2 separate regions of the Homo sapiens genome follow, and region 2 is linked to region 1. Evidence: chromatin contacts called from ENCODE POLR2A ChIA-PET data. All regions are on one chromosome and are shown on one strand. Each heading gives the region's core, a stretch centred on a gene start or an enhancer-like site at or near the end of the contact. The rest is flanking DNA. Distances are from core to core; before and after follow the strand shown.

The links. ChIA-PET counts read pairs that join two places held with the same protein, here RNA polymerase II (POLR2A).
Region 2: POLR2A ChIA-PET joins it to region 1 with 18 read pairs in T-cell. The contact joins the enhancer-like site here to the promoter of AFF2 in region 1. POLR2A ChIA-PET finds 5 or more read pairs at or near these places in 2 of 52 experiments (H1 and T-cell).

What each region holds. Positions count from the first base shown.
Region 1 is chrX:148,499,341-148,502,040 of GRCh38, reverse strand. It overlaps AFF2 (ALF transcription elongation factor 2), which reads right to left and starts at 1,424. Exons shown (of 21, transcript NM_002025.4): 1 at 897-1,424. The coding sequence starts at 943. RefSeq lists an enhancer at 1-764.
Region 2 is chrX:148,646,382-148,649,081 of GRCh38, reverse strand. All of the region lies in intron 1 of AFF2 (ALF transcription elongation factor 2), which reads right to left. Among named protein-coding and RNA genes, the nearest start is that of AFF2, 150 kb to the right of the region's middle. Within about 2 kb of position 1,286, at least 2 of the 41 ENCODE cell types and tissues checked have a DNase peak (open chromatin) inside an H3K27ac peak, as active enhancers do.

The DNA of each region.
Region 1 (2,700 bases), core at 175-2,674:
ATGCACACGCGCACGCACATCTCTAAGAGAGTTAACAACTTTCCAGGTCCCCAGTCACCTTTCTACCATCTTTCAAAATGTCTCAGCGACAAGTTTAGGGTATTTTGTGAAGAGCTGACTCAACCTTTGAATCTGAGCTGGAGGTCCCTTACAAAAAACTACGGCTGCCTCCCAGTGGGAGGCCGAAGGGGGTCCATCCGGTAATTAAATGTGCATTGACATCAGAGCTGCGGATTTGGGGGGCCAACTCCGAAAACCCTCAGTCTTGAAAGCCAAGCGCCGAAGTCGGCCTCGAACCAAGGTCCCCTGAGTGGTGGCCCCCAAAGCCGCTGCTCCACCCGGGAGTGCAGGGAACTTGGGCTGAGTCGGCAGAAGGAAAGGTGTGCGCGCCGCGCAGCGCAGGGATGGAGGTGGCGGCAGCGGGGGCGGTGGCCACCAAGGAAGCAGAGGGCTGCTGGCCGCACCTGGCCGTTGCCTTTCCCCCATGGCCCGCCGCGGGCGTTGGGCACCTGGAAAGTTGAGACATTTCGGGCGGGCGGCATCCGGGGCTCAAGGAGGCCAGACCGGCAAGCCGCTCCGAGAGAAAAGCTCCTGGGAGGTCGTGCGGTTCAGCCCTCGGGCGGCACCGAATTCGATGTGAGCCAAATGCAACTCTTTAGACTTGGAGCGCAAAGCGACGCTTTCGGGTCCGCATCCCTCCCTCTTCCCGCACCTCCCCCCACCCCGGCATCCGACCTAGGAGTCAGCGCGGCCGGGGCCAGAGGTGGCTGAGAGCAAGTGGGAGGGAGTCCGGGGCGCCCCCCACGACAGCTTCAGCTCCTCTTAACAAAGGCGAAAACCTCAGACTTCGCCAGGAGACTCGCTCATCAAAGGAGAAGGCAAAAATCAACACCTACCACTGCTGCTCCAAGTCCCAGTCTCTGAAAAAGTCGAATAGATCCATAGCGGCCAGGCGGCGGCGGCGGGCGGGCGCCTGTCCCTGATCGCAGCGGGTCGGCGCGGCTCTCGGCACAGCTCGCTGGCGGTTCTCGGCGGCCCCCGGCTCTCCAGCCCTCCCGCCCAGCTAAAAGTGTCCGGGCCGCATCGGCAGCAGCAGCGGGCGCTGGAGGTGTCTGGTCCTGTGCTCCGGCGAGGAAGCGGCGGCAGTGGCACTGGGCGGGCAAGCGCCTGGTCGCCCACTCGGGTCCGCTCGGTCCGCGGTAGCCCGCGCACCCAGCGACCCGACGCTGCGGCGGCAGCCGCTGCGGGCTCAGGCGGGCTGGGCCGCCCGCCTGGCTGGCTGCGGGCCGGCGGCGGCAGCGGCGGCGGGGGCGGCCGGGGCAGAGGCAGCGGCGCGGCGCGGCAGCCGGGGCGGCAGCGGCGGCGGCGGCGGCGGCGGCGGCGGCGGCGGCGGCGGCGGCGGCAGCGGCTGCACAGGCGGCGGCGGCGGCCGCGGCAGCATCACACACTTACACACTCACAGGGGGCGGAGCCTGGACAGCTAGAAGCCGCGACATGGAGCAGGCACGTTATCATCCCCGGATCTGGCAGGGGCTCGCCGCGCCCGCCCCTGCCTTTCGGGAACCCTCTCCCACCCCCCACTGTCAAAATCAGCTAGTGGGAGCGGCCACAGAGCTGAGGACCCGGACCCGGACCCGGGACGCAGGGGCCGTGGCAGGGATACAGGAGGTGGGCTGGCGGGACCAGGACGCGGGCTTCGGGAATGGGACCCCTCTCTGAAGCCCAGCCCACCCCCACCACTGGGAATTAGTTTTGAACTAGAAAAGACAGCACAAACAGCCGTGGGGTTGAAGGTCGCCCCCTGCCACCTCAAGCACAGCTCCTTGAGCCCCCGAGTAGTGGAGCAAACTTTGCGGGCCTGAGCATCCCTCAGGTCTGTAGTGCGTAGCACGCGGGTCCAGGAAGGAGAAGGCGGTCACCTTCACCAGCCCCGTGGCTCCACGTGCCCGCACCCAGGCCCTCCAGGCATGCCTTTAGGCGCGCACCTAGTAGGTCAGCGAGCTATAGGCCCTGGATTCAGTGGGCAGCAAGGATAGGAACAAATGACTGCCCTTGCGTGGTCCTTGAGTTCGGGGTTAGGATACTGTTAAACTGGGTTCCACTGTCACTTTCCTCGCACGGTCACCAGGTGCCTTGAGCAAAAGACTTCTGCTAGCTCCTCCTCTGAGAAATGGGAAAACCACTGGGTGTGTGCCCAGTATCCCACGCACCGGCTGCCCGTCTCCCTTCTGGCCTGAAATTCTCTTTCTGCACGTGGAGGGTTTAACCGAGCCTCCTACTCCCTTCAACCTCCACCTCTGATCCAGGAAGGAGTGGATCCCTTTAGCCAATTCCCTGGAGGGAAAGGTTCCCTGGCCTCCGTGCAGAGAAAGGTCTGTGGGAAGGGGCGGGACCGCTTTCTGGCATTTCAGGACATGAGCATTCTGGAGTCCTAGGCATGTAATTTGCCTTCTTCGTGTCGTTATACAGAGGGAATAGTATTGGCACATTTTTCAAATCCTAAGGCTAGAACTCTCTTGGGAAGGACAGCAGACTGAGCCCTGACAGAGCAGGGTGCCGGTAGCTCTGTGTGTGACTCCAAGCAAGTCACTTATCTGGGCCTCAGTTTCTCCATAAAACACCCAGCAGCCCTCTGGCTCATACTTCTCTGACATTCTCCCTTCTATTTGAATATGCTTCTACAGTATTATCTCATATTAC
Region 2 (2,700 bases), core at 37-2,536, 150 kb before region 1:
TCCAAAGGAAAAAGAGCTCCATAGCCCACAAAGAAATGCTCAAGCCAAAAACCTGAATTAATCATCATATCATCGGTATGAACAATTCAAGTTTATTCTGTGATGAAGACAGGATGAATTGATCCTATCAATCAGCATGAAAACCCATGTTCATACTGAGAAGTTAAGCCAAAAATCTCAACTCAAGGATTCATCACTCTTAGCAAGTTAGGATATTTTTCCAACTTTTTTCTCCTGGATATAATAAAATTGGTCACATTATGATAATATAAAAACTGACCACTCAAAACCAAATTTACTATGAATTAACCAAAGGCCTTAGGTTTCTCTCTCTCCAGGTTACCTTTTTGGAATCGCTATTTCATTGATATCCACGCTAGCTGACTGGAAAAGGTCAGAAAGAAGAACAAGTTCCATTTAACTACTTTGTTAATCACCTTGGTGTAAGGCATGATGGTGAGAAGCTTCTCTCTATCATAGGATTTTTTTTCTTTTCTTTTTTTTTTTTTTTTTTTTTTTTGACGGAGTTTTCCCTCTTGTCGACCAGGCTGGAGTGCAATGGCGCAATCTCAGCTCACTGCAACATCCACCTCCCAGGTTCAAGCGATTCTCCTGCCTCAGCCTCCCAAGTAGCTGGGATTACAGGCACCAGCCACCACGCCTGGCTAATTTTTTGTATTTTTAGTAGAGGTAGGGTTTTGCCATGTTGACCAGGCTGGTCTCCAACTCCTGACCTCAGGTGATCCACCCGTCTCGGCCTCCCAAAGTGCTGGGATTACAGGCATGAGCCACTGCACCCAGCCCAGGATTTTTATATTAGCTGTGATTTCACCCACCTGTGTGCTTCCCTAGCCACCACAAACAGAGGAACTGCCCTCATTTACAAAAGAGGAAACTAAGGCCCTCCAAAAATGAACAGAGGGAGCTGTCTCAAGCCGTCATCAAGCTAGTGGCAAAGGAAGATCTGAATCTGTTTCTTCCATCTTCAAGTACATGTAGTATCTTCTCCTAGCCTTCTCCTTCTCTCAGACACTTGAACCTTATCTTGTATGTAGATAACTCTCATTTTGCTCATTAAAAGCCTCAGGTTCATTGGTGGGACAATAAAATGCAGGGCACATGTAGATTCCGTGAGATCTAGAAAGTTCAATTATGCCGTCTTCATTAGCGCACAGTGGTAGCCCACACAGGCTGACAATGCAGGCTAGTCTTTTACAACAGAGACTGTTTATAACAGGAAGAGAGTTTAGCAATCATCTAGTTGCAGTGCCCTCATTTTACAGATGAGGAAATAGAACTAAGGTAAGGTAATGGGCCTCACAGCGGGTTTGTCAGAGAACTAGGAGGCTGGAACTCAGGCTTTCACATTCCCAAGCAACATGGTTTGTCCCTTCTGCCTCCTGTGTTTCCATCACACTTCAGAATGAAGATGAGTTTCACATGCACTCCATTGGTCACCTTTCCTTAGGACTGCATTTTATTAGAAATTGGCAGTAGGGAAAAACTTTAGGGATTTAATTTAGATTCGAGTATAGATAAACCACTAGTTTCCTTATATCAAAATGTACAGACCCTAAAGGGATTATAAAAATTAACTGCATCTGTGGGGAAGAGGCTGGGCGAGGGAGAGTAAAAACCAGTTTCAGTCCATTTGGTTCATATATTTCATGAAGCTAATACTCATTGTTTACCTAATTTGGTTATTTTACAAAGCCACTTGGGGAATAAAAAATTGATATTTTAAAATGATAAATTTGTTTTAAAATACTGCTAATATATGATTTACTGTAGTAATGGTGTACATGAAGGTAAATAATTCAGCCTCACTTGTTTTCCAGTCCAACTACAGTAAACACCTTTATTTGGCTAATATCTTTGCAAAAGCATAAAAATACATATTTAATCCACTCAAAGGACAAACATAAGCTATCACTCACTTCCTGTGGTTCTTCTGAATGAATCCCTGCCTTCTATAACATGTGTAGATATTTATCCATGTTATATGTTCCAGAGTGTCAGGTGATACTTTTTCTATACCGAGTCCTATTTTGAATTTGACACTGATCTAATCTCTACATAACTTCTTTTTGTTAAGAAAAGAAAATCTCTGCTATCCAATACCTTCAAACTTAACCCACATTATGTAAAGTGCTAAATTCAAAACTATAAAAGCAGCTCAAAACAGGCCATCATTATTTTACACATATAGAGTAAAAACACAAGAACCTTGGATCTGGAGGTGTGCAAAAGAATAGAAGGTAAGTGGCCTTGGAAAGGAATTTCTAAAACCAGTAGAACCTCCTCAGCCATATTTAATGTCAGGACTCATGAGGAACTCAGCATACCACCACTCTCTTCAGCAAATGAACTATCTCCCTGCAAACACTGTCTCTCATGAAAAATAATCAAGAAGAGAATGAAAAGGTGAGAAACACACAAGTTTTTAGCTCTAGACAGCTGCCCATCTGATCATTCCAATTTGTTTTTGATTTTCCTTTAAATCTGTGGTTTGTAAAATTATGTAGACATCAATAGTCCAGAGGTCCTGGCAGAAACAGGCTTAATATTTCAATGTAGGAGCATCTTGGGACTACCTCATCCCCTCCATTTCTGAAAATGGAAGCAAAGATTCAGCCCATCTGCAAAGCCTGTCTAAGCCTCCTCCAATTAAGTCAGGCAGACCTCCCAAGAGCCATCCCT